Linked DNA regions of Homo sapiens: region 2 is linked to region 1. A link is an interaction called in ENCODE POLR2A ChIA-PET data of the cell type or tissue named here. Cell type or tissue: HepG2. All regions are shown on one strand. Each heading gives the region's core, and the rest is flanking DNA. Links, peaks and the distances in the headings are about the cores only. Region 1 has its middle 320 kb from the start of RPS6KC1. Region 2 overlaps PROX1 (prospero homeobox 1).

Region 1 (5,384 bases), core at 319-5,318:
CAGGGCCAAGGCCCCCCTCCCAGAGGCCTCTGGAGGTGTGTTGCAGGCCCTTCCCTTTCTGTCCCCAGCCTAGTCCTGACCTGGTCTTCAGGCCACATTTCTCATTCCAGCCATTCTGGGATCTCTAGTGATTCATTATCCGAAGGTCAGCCATTTGTACATCTCAACAGAAAGGGCAGGAAAACTTCTACCACCTTTCCACGTGGTGTGATCACGTCTCTTTTCTTCCCTTGCTTCTCAAAGTCATTGCCATTTTGGAATTTTGGTCTCTCCTGGCATGCCCTCCCTCTCCACTGAAGCTTTCAAAACCTCTATTCTTTGGAAGCCCAGAGCAAACCCTCTTTTCTCACCGAGAATCAGAAAACTTGGCTGGCGCACCCCCTAGTGGTGGCCTAATGAATCCCCCTCAATTACTACAGGGTACAACCCCTGGGGTTTCTCAAAGTGTGTTCCATTGGACCTTAGTTCTGCAGAAAAATAGCCTAAGAGAAAAGTATTGTATGTTAAGTGAGATTTGAAAACACTGGGATAAATAAAAGTTATCAGTTTGCTTTAGTGGAGGACGTCTTCAATTCTTTAAATATACTAATGAACACTGTGAATCTCACTGATCCAGATTTATTTGATTGAACTTTTGTGAAATAATAGGATAACTATCATTTATTGAGCATTTACTATCAACCATAGTATTAGCATTTATAAATAGAGAAATTGATACATGAGGTGGTCAAATAACTTGCTTCAGTTAGGTTCACATGACACCAAGGCCCATGCTCTTAACCATTACAAGATCCTGGCTTTATGTTTGCTCCAGGATGTTATTCTGCAAATTCTACTTATACATGCCACTCTTATTCCCTATATTACCAGTCAGGAATACTACAGATTACCTCTCTATGAAACAAGAAAAGCAGGAGCCTTCAAAGGATACAGAGGTCTCCCTCACTGCCCTTGGGAAGCTTCTGGTTTCGGTGGCGATAAAGGGAAATTCACTGTCTAAATGCCACAAACAGATCCTTCTTGAAATTATCAGCAAAGAGGATGTGATAGGGCATCGTGTTAAAGATCCAGATACATATTTTCCAATGATATTATGGGAAGGTGCAATAGGCTACTTTTTTATTTCTTCTAAGAGAAGCTTGCTTTTGAGCCCTAAATACTTGTTGGCCTGCTTTTATAAGCAATAGGATATTCTGTATGGATATCTGGTTTTATATCTGTTAAGAAATGGAGATGATAATATGCCCCCTCCCATTTTTTTAAATTGTCAAATACATAATATGTTGTAAACCTTAATTCTGGCAGCATAGGTTACTTATGGATGGGTTTTCTTTTTTTGTTGTTTTGTTCTGATTTTTTATTTTTTATTTCATGTAAAAGAAACCCAAAAGTAGTTTATTGACATACATAACTGAAAAATGTAGGCTTCAGGAACAGCTGGATCCAAGGGCTGAAATAAGAACATCATTAAACCCAAATGCATCGTGCCGTACTTGGATTTTTAGAGAAAGGAAATAGCACGTAGTGCTCTAAATATGTCCTGGTCCCTTGTCCTAATTAACATAGAGAAATGAACAGATAGTTGTATGGATGTCAGGATTTAAGGATGGGCCCCCAATTCCAACACTGGCCCTCCAGCTACCCTTCTTAAATATCTGTGTAAAGACTTGATTTTTCCATCTGTAAAAATGGGCATGCTACCCCTCCTTTTTGACCTCAGTGGAAGCTGAAAGAAGCTGTAAAGTTTTCAAATGCTTTTTCGTTAGAGGATTAGATATTGTGATAATTTTTTCGCTATTAATGTTCACAGAGATAGCACTTCACACTGGCAAAGGATTTTCTAAGTATTTATTTGTTTTACAAATTTATCATTTAAAACTCCACAATTAGCTTGTCAAACATACACCTTCAACATTACAACCACAGTTTAAAGCCAATCAAGCAACAAGAGGAGAGAGGGGAATACAGATATTTATTTATATATATTAAATATGTATGTATTTGTATATCTATCCTTCTATATTTAAATTCACATTGTGTGTGCATGTGTGTGTTTGCAAGACACATATAAATGGCAAATAAGGAAACTTAAAAAAAAAGAGCGATAGATGGATGGTCCCAGATTTTAATACCACCCCCAAGGTAGAACAGGTGGTGAAAATATAATAAAACATGTTGCACGGAACTTGTCATGAATTTTAAAAACAAAAATGCCTACAGACCAAATAAACTGCTCTGACACTGGGCTAAATCTGAAGTTCCCAAACTATTTTAAATGACAAAGCGAAGTTCCCAAGAGAGGGAGTTCAACAGAAATGGTTAGAGGGCAATTGCTGCTGAACTCACACAGAAAAAAGCTAGGGTAGACGGGCAGACACCCAGCCTGCTCCCCCTCGACAGGATGGGCCACACGCAGATGCCCAATCCCGTAAGGCCAGGCCTATCTATGTGCAGGACCAAAGGGCCTGTTGACAAAGGCCTCAGGGAGCCTCCTGCACCTGCATTCCTGCCTGATAGGTGGTTTCTCAATAGATCTGAAGGCAAACATTAGGGGCATTTGCCCAGAAGCTGAGCTTATGCTTGTCAACAACCATTTTCAGGTGCCCTGTTAGAAGGTGGGCTGGAGGCCGCGGCCCAAGTGGTGCAGGCAGACACCCCTCTCTCAGCAGCACCCACCTGCACAGGTCCCACCCATTCATTCATCACAACAAGCAGCCTATCCTTTATTTTCAGTCAACAGTTTATGAAGAGCTTCCACTTCCGCTGCCTGTCTCCATTACAACAGAATTCCTGGGAGCTGCACAGCAAAGATGGCAGGACTCCATTTTGCAGTAAGGAAGAGGTGAAGTGATTTGCCCAAACTCACAGAGGTGGAATGACAGACAGCTCAAGATTTCTGACTCCTGTCCAGTCCTGTGACTACTGGAGTATGTTCATGAAGACCCTCCAGGATGATGGCGAGCAGGGAGTGGGCATTCTGGTCCCCCTCCCCCAGACTCACAAGTTCAAATGCCTGGAGAGGTGAGGTCAGGAGTGGAGGAGGTCAGTGTGCTCGGCAGCTAACCGGAAAGCCTGTGCCCCATTTCAGTGCAGGCCACTGCCTTGGCCCAGCAGGTTTATGTTATGCAGAAGTGGCAGGGTTTCTTATTTTGTAAAGTGAAAGCCAGAGATCTGAATCATTATGTAAAATATCTTCATTTTTAAATATTTGCCAACCACTAGGATAGCCACTATTAAAAACAAAAACCAAACAACAACAACCAGAAAGTAACAAGAAGATGTGGAGAAATTAGAATCCTTGTGCACTGTTGGTGGGAACGTAAAGTGGCTCAGCCACTATGGAAAACAGCATGGCAATTTCTCAAAATATTCAACATACAGTTATCAGATGATTCAGCAATTCCACTTTTGGGTATACACCCAAAAGAATTAAAAACAGGGACTCGAGCAGATATTTGCACACCCATGTTCATCACAGCAGCCAAAAGATGGAAGCTGCCAAAAAGTCCCATTGACAAATGAACGGATCAACAAAATGTGGTGTCTACATAACAGTGGAATATTATTCAGCCTTAAAAAGGAAGGAAATTTTGACATGCAACAACAGGATGAGCCTTGAGGACATCATAGTAAGTGAAATAAGCCAGACACAAAAAGACAAATACTCTGGCTCCTACTCTACGGGAGGTACCTAGAGTGGTCAAATTCACAGGGCCAGCAGGTAGAAGGACAGTTGACAGGGGCTGGGGGTAAGGAGCAAGGGGGAGTTGTTGTTTAATGGGTATAGTTGCAGTTGTGCAAGAAGGAAAGTTCTGGAGATTGGCTGCACAACCTTGTGAATGTACTTAACTCTATTGAACGGTGCACTTAAAAACAGTTAAAGAGATCAATGTTATGTGTATTTTACTACAATTAAAAATAACCACACTGTATGAATCTAACAAACCCATCTGCAGACTGCTTCAGGTCATGGGGCACGAGTTTGACATCTCTGCCCCATTCTGGTACTCAATGCCACTGCCCTGTCCCCCACCCCAAAGGCCAAGATGAAATGCATTAGAAGAGGGCCCATCTAGAGTAGAGTCTCTCTACAAAGAGGGTCAGCAAACTTGAGTTTACATCCTGGCTCCAACTCGCGCTAGCAGCAAGACCTTGAGCAAGTCAGTCATTTCATCTCTTCGAACCTCAGTTTGCTCATCTATTGAATGGGACTAATAACACTTCCCTTGTTTCCTCGGCCCTCTCAGGGCTCTGGCTCAGTAAGAGCATGTTGGCCTCCAACCCCATTTAATACCCCCATACCTCTTCCATTGAAAGCTATTCTCTCTCTTCCCATGCTGCAGTGTGGTCATGTGTTGCCCCATGAAACTGGGGGCTCTCAGTTTAGGCTTGACTATTTCATACATCCCGAAGTGCACAAGCCTGTAAGTGCCCAACAAATCTTATTGAATCAAGCAGTTGGCCAGCCAGCTTACTGAGCACTAATTATGTGCCAGACATTCCACCAGGTGCTGAGGAGACCCATAAAAAATCATGTTCTTAAAGATGTATCCTGGTTGTGGAGACAAGATACATGCAAAAAAAATAAAATAAAATAAAATAAAATAAAATAAAATAAATAAAATAAAATAACAGAGAAGCAGGTAAGGTCCAAACTGTCTTAGTACAAGCAAGAGCCTGGGGTCCCACCACCCCTGAGAAGGAGGTAAGAGAAAGAAGAGCTCTTTCCCTGTCTTTTGCACAGCATCTTTTTGAGCTTTTCTTGGCCCTGGAGGTTAGAAATTCATCTTCCTACATTGCAATTGCTTCGAGATAAGACCATCCTATGTCCTCAACACAGGCACCATAGTGAGTGAGAGCAGAATTAGGGCAGCTCTCCTAGACAGATTTGGCACCATCTTACACGCTGGCCTAGAGGGTTTCTTGAGGAAAATTGCAGGCTGGACCACTGTGGCATCTTCCTGCCTATAAAGCCAGGAGGGCTGAAGCTCTCACTTCCCCCGAACCCAGGCCCTCAATTCTCACCCTGATTAAATGGACAGTTCCCTGGGTCGACCAGGTCGAAAATATGTGCTAATTCTCTAATCTGACTTGTCCTTGGAGGTTCCCTCCCCATCCTGCTGGCCACACCAGCTGCCTAGGGGAGCACAACTGAGAAGATATTTGGCAATTATCCAGTTAATTTGATCAGTGGAGACAGCCAAACAAATAATCCAGGCCAAAAATGTCCAGATCAGCTGTCTACATGGATCAAATTCCACTTCACTGACACCACGCAGGTTCAGCCCTAAAGAATGGGTTTCACTGAGAAACACATCCCAGTATCCCGGCATGCTAGGCTGCACCAGCCTTTAGTGGAATTGCGAGCTTGGCTGCATTTCTCT
Region 2 (5,384 bases), core at 84-5,083, 660 kb before region 1:
TGAGGTACTTGAAGATATGCATAAATTTGAAGGGGGTTGGCTATCAGCTTCTACCAATTTCATCACAGACTTGAGTCTCCTCAGAGCAAACAAGAGCCTTCTGGGCTTCCATGAAATGCAGAAAATGAGAGGAGGTTTTCAAGTCTGCCCAGTCCACAGCTGGGTTGCGCGTGTGTGTGCGTGCGCGAATGCGCGCGCGCGCACACACACACACACACACACACACACACACACGGTGTGTTGGGTGGGTGGTTGTTTTGCTGTTCTTTTTTTTTTCCATCGGAATGAGTGGCAAAGACACATTTTTCTCCTGTCTTCCTCCTCTTCCCAGTTGCTTTACCTTCAAGGATGATTTGTTTTATTAAACTGACTGTCCCTAGCCTCTGCAGTACATAATAAAAGCCTGACATAGCAGGCTGCCTGCCTTCTGTGTCCTGCAGATACTCATCATAAGTGTCAGGACATACCAAGGTTAGCGGTCACTGGAAGTGTGCTCGCTGGCCCAAACCTTGCCAAACGCTCTTGGCAGCTGAATGAATGTCACAGAGAATAGAAGGGGAATTACAAAGGTTAAAAAGAAGACAGCCTCTCCTATTTTCTGGAGACAGAGAAGCTCATTTTTCACACCTCTGAACCGTCCGTAAGCTCATTCATCAGCCTCTTGCGGGGGACCTAAACCTTGCCCCTTGCTCAGTTCTCCATGGACACTCCTCCCTCCTCAATCCCCTTTAAAAATTGGCCCTCTGGCCTCATTTCATCACTGAAATGATCTTCACTGAAATGGACAGAAAACAAACCAGGCATCGACTTCTTTCCCTGGCCACCCACCCCCCAACCCGTAACCAAAGGCTCCAATGGCCTATCAAGCCTATCAATAGATTACAAACTTTTCAAGGGAAATCATCTTTATAGCTGATCTTTTAAGCTAATTTTTTTTTTCAAACTTGCTTCGATGGAGAAATGGAAAAGGACACGTGTACTGGCAGGCATGGCTAGCGAATGGGAAAGTACAATCCTGCCTAGTATTTTGGTGAATTAGTTTGTGTGTGGGTTTTCCTTCTTCTTCCTCCTCCATTTTTTTTTATACTATAAAAGGGCAATAAAATGCTGACTGTAAGAAGACAATGTCAAGGAGAAAAGGGTACTGGTATTTTGGATACTCTTCACTGCTCGCCTTGGAGAGAGAGTTATTCTTGTCACAAACCCTTTTGTCTGCATCTGCTGACTGCTTGCCTGTAGCCAGCAGCATACTTTAACTGTTTTGTCACCTCCTAACATCACATGCATCAGCTGTTGGGCTTTTGTTACGGGTATTGTAGAACTAATCCGCTGTGGCTGTTCTACTGTGCGGTAAATAAAACAGAAACGGGCTTCTCAGACTATTCTGCATGAATATTTCAGATGGCTTTTACAACTCCGATTCACAAAATCAAATAAATAAATAACTCCCCAGCCACCCCCCAGCCTCTCCCCACACCCAGAAACAAAACCCCTCGATCTAGCCCCAGATGCCTCCAAGTCAACTGCATTCAAGAGGCTGACTTGAGCCTTCAAGCAATTGTTTCAGGGAACTCGAAAGAACAGTGCTCTCTCAATTTTCACACCGTGGAATTCATATACAGTAGTAGAGTTAAATATATCTAATGCTGAAGCAGCTCTGAAAAATTGGAGAAAGTTACTTTTTGTCCCTGTGGGCCTTTAAAAATATATAGGTAATGCCATCAAAAATACATAGTGAAGAGCTGCCTTGTCAAACTGCTTTTATTGTTTCCATCCGTATTTTCTTCCCTTCCACTCATCTGAAAGGGGTCAAAGGTAGATGCTTGTGCATTTAGTTTATCCTAAGAGTCTCTTTTGTGCTCTATATAAGAGCACAAAAGAAGAACCAAACTTTGCTGGGTTAGAAAAACTGCATCTGCATCATTAGCTCCTTAACGGTATAATGATGTACCAATCATACATAGCGAGGTATTTTTCTAGATGACTTCGAAGTGTCTTTGGAGAAGTTAAAAAGAGAATGGGCATCTGCACACGTGTGTGCACACACACGTACACAAAAATCTTAGGGAAGGAGACAAATAGTTGAAGTACTTTCCCGAGCATTCATTCACCCTAGAGTGCACATGATTCCTCTAAACAAACTCTCCCATCCCTGCTGTTTGTTAAGTAAATATCGATCAAGGAGAGACTCATCTCCTGACAGCAGTGGCACAAGCTGGGGACTTACACTGCAGACAGAGTGGACTTAAATGGATAAACTCAGATGCTTTAGTAACTCCTCATAGAGATTATCAGATGAAAAGCCAAGAACAGATACGTTATTGCTGCTCCTCTTCACTGTCTCACTCACACTAAACTCTCCTGCCAGAGGCTGAAAAGAGGAATCATGGAGCTGTAAAATATGGTCACAAGATGTGGTTACTAAGGGTCTCCCTTTGCAGTCATGCATGCATTTATCCTGTGTGTACAGCCGGGGACTAACAGGCCCTCCAGAAGAGAAGGAATGGTGCAGGATGCTATACACAGTGAATCCTGAGATTCTATTCCAGTGCCCTCTCATTCCAGGGGAGGATCAAATGGAAAAGAAAACATGAATGCACTTTGGGAAGCATAAAATATCATCCAAATATAAGGTGGTTTACAAGTTTGAGATTTTAAAGAGGAGCCCTAATTCCTGGGAAGCATTCACTGTGATTAATAAATGTCTGCAAAGCATCGTTTTGAGAGGTGCTCTGAGGAGGTTCGCTTGGGTGAGTTTGTTGGCTGAGTCAACCGGTTGAGAAAAGTTGCTTTGTGTTCCCTAAGTTTTATTTTGGCCATTTCATAATTATGAGTCAAAATCCTGTTTTCTGCACTGTTCGTAGCTGAATGGATACGTGTACTTCTCTGGGAAGGTCAGTTTTAAAATCATCTTTAGAGATTAGGTTTTGTGTATTGAACACTGAGCACCGTGGTCAAAGGGCAAGATGTTATATTTAGAGTTCCCAAACAGCTAAATGGTGTTTGAATTTTATTAGGATGCTTGTGTTTGGAAAAACTAGCAGGATCCAGGAGCACTGGCTGTGAAGTTGCTTTCGGGTGCCTGCCGAGTTACCCCAAATGAGGCAGAGGAAGGTTCTCCAGCAACATCTGGGCTTAGGACTAAAGGCTTTCTCCCTCTGATGCTCCAGGTGGCATTCAGCTTTCAGGAACACTGAGGATTAGATTCGTCTAATACCCATGCAGTTTGGGCCCACTTTCTAGTTACATGTTTTGCTGTTTAAATATGTGAAAAGTAAATGCTTGTAGGAAGTGGCTATAGTTCAAGGCTGTCTTAAGAAAAAAAAAAACCTAAAAACTATGTTTCCTTGGTCTAAACAAAGGAACACATGGCAATAACAGTCTGTATCTCTTTTATATATATATATATATAAAGCTTCGAAAGAACAATGTTCTGTTGAGCAAAATTCAGTAGCATTCTGTAAACATTAATTTAAGGAAATCAATAGACTCAGTGAGCTAAAGCCATATTGCAAGATAAACTGGCCAGAGTGCCACTTTGTCAAATAGATTTTCGTTTTCTCGGCTAGATAAAGACAGTTTCAAAACGGGGCAGACGTGTTGCAACCAGGGTTTGAAAAGTATGTGGCCTTCAAACAGTCTGCTTGTTCCTACTACAAAGCTGGATAAACATACTTTAAAAATGATAAGCCTGGTTTAGAATTGACTTGGCTTTCAAATTTTACATATAGTAGATTTCTTGGTCATCTCACAGGAAAAGAATAAAACAAAGTACCATGCATTCAAAATAGAAAATGTACTTAGGTGAAAGGGGTTAAATTGTCTTGAGAGACAGAGCTTTGGGAGCAGTTTCGGTTGATGCTTGACTTTAAAAAAGAAGGGAAGAAAGAAATCTTTATTCATGCTGACCTGATGGGCAATCGGCCTTCTTGCCAAAATCCCGAAGCCAAACTCTCTAGTGAGTTTGAGATCAGAGGTTTCAGCTGGTGGAAGCTGCTCTCTTCTGTGCTCACCAGGCAATGTCATGTTAATGTGCGAGGGGGTGTGGGGGTTGGGGGAAGCAAACCCAGGGAAAGGCTAGAGAAGGAGCAGAAGTGATGAGCCACCCAATAGCCCCAAGGTTTTTGTCAGCCAGACGGAAAGAGTTGCAGGGATAATCCAAAAAGTGGCAACGGGAAAGCAGGTCTCTCCTCCTGTCACCTACATGGAGTTTGTGGCAGTACACTTCCAAGTCAGACCACTTGACATCCTCCAATGCCACACCAGCCCTTATAAATGCTGATAGCAAACAGATATGACATGGTGAAAATGGCCCCCTGGAGGAAATGTAATAAAAAGAATGAACAGTCACATGCAAACTGCCAAGGAGGGAGGTTGAGGATCTACCTTGAATTGACAGGGAAACTCCATGGAAAAGCATCACAGGAGCTGAATTTTGGTCTGCAGTGTACGGATCTGGGGGGCTGCTACCGGCCAAACCCCTCACACAGACTTCTCTGACCACAGCAATGAATGAAGGGCAGAGATACACCCTGAGTATCTTCTTTGTTTTTCTACCTGAATTTGAGTCTTTGTCTTTTAAGAGTATTTAGAAAATACAAAATTCACAATAAAATTTCTACAGCATTATGATGTTGATAACATATGTGTTGTTAAAATATTATATAATTATCAACAATGTTCTAGATTTGAGCATTTCGAATAATTGTGACTTTCAGGTAATAGAAAAGGATGTCTTAACATCTTCTATTCTACGTTTAATAAATTGTGCATACATTTTAAATTATGTAAGTATTCCATTGGCAATTCTGCATGTAGAGATCAAGGTAAGTAAAACCATCTCTTCCATAGCCCCAGTAGAAGATAGTACTAGCTTGCTAGGAGCAGAATGACAAATGTCTATGAGAGACTGTCAAAATTATTTCGTGGGGCTGAAATTTGGTCAGTGAACGTGCTTTAAGTGGCTAGTTTATTTGCTCACACATGGAGGTCTTGGTATTATACGTGTTAGGAAACATAATTGTCACATTATTGGTCGCGATGAAGCAAATTTTCCTTCTCTCCCAAACTCTGCATAGGTCTTAAAAAGTGATTCCAAGTTTAAACAAACAAACAAATATGCAAGCAAAATCAAGGAAAAAGCATCAAAAACTAAAACCTAATACCTCATTCTCTCCCCCTGAGATACTACACAGATACTGTTAAGATCTTAAAAACAACTGGAAGCACTGTGCAGAAATTGCTCATCTGGTAGGCTGTTCAGGTAAGAGCTGGACCAAGACTATTCCATCAAAGACTCATGGAATTGGCCGGGTGCGGTGGCTCACGCCTGTAATCCCAGCACTTTGGGAGGCTGAGGCGGGTGAATCATGAGGTCAGGAGTT

The links. Peaks named below come from ENCODE experiments on the same cell type or tissue, not always from the same donor. Only the 100,000 strongest peaks of a DNase experiment are listed, where the experiment ranks them.
Region 2: POLR2A ChIA-PET joins it to region 1 with 11 read pairs; 2 of 35 experiments call an interaction of 5 or more read pairs at or near these places.

The regions. Positions count from the first base shown.
Region 1 is chr1:213,369,484-213,374,867 of GRCh38, reverse strand. It overlaps a transcript of RPS6KC1 not described here. Among named protein-coding and RNA genes, the nearest start is that of RPS6KC1, 320 kb to the right of the region's middle. RefSeq lists enhancers at 2,072-2,596, 2,597-3,123. In HepG2, for the core only: a CTCF peak has its summit at 377 (motif pointing left); DNase peaks (open chromatin) are centred at 367 and 2,497; H3K4me3 peaks cover 989 bases.
Region 2 is chr1:214,025,885-214,031,268 of GRCh38, reverse strand. All of the region lies in intron 4 of PROX1 (prospero homeobox 1), which reads right to left. Among named protein-coding and RNA genes, the nearest start is that of PROX1, 41 kb to the right of the region's middle. RefSeq lists an enhancer at 396-1,291. In HepG2, for the core only: no CTCF peak of the experiment used is centred there; DNase peaks (open chromatin) are centred at 2,178, 3,208, 3,568 and 3,978.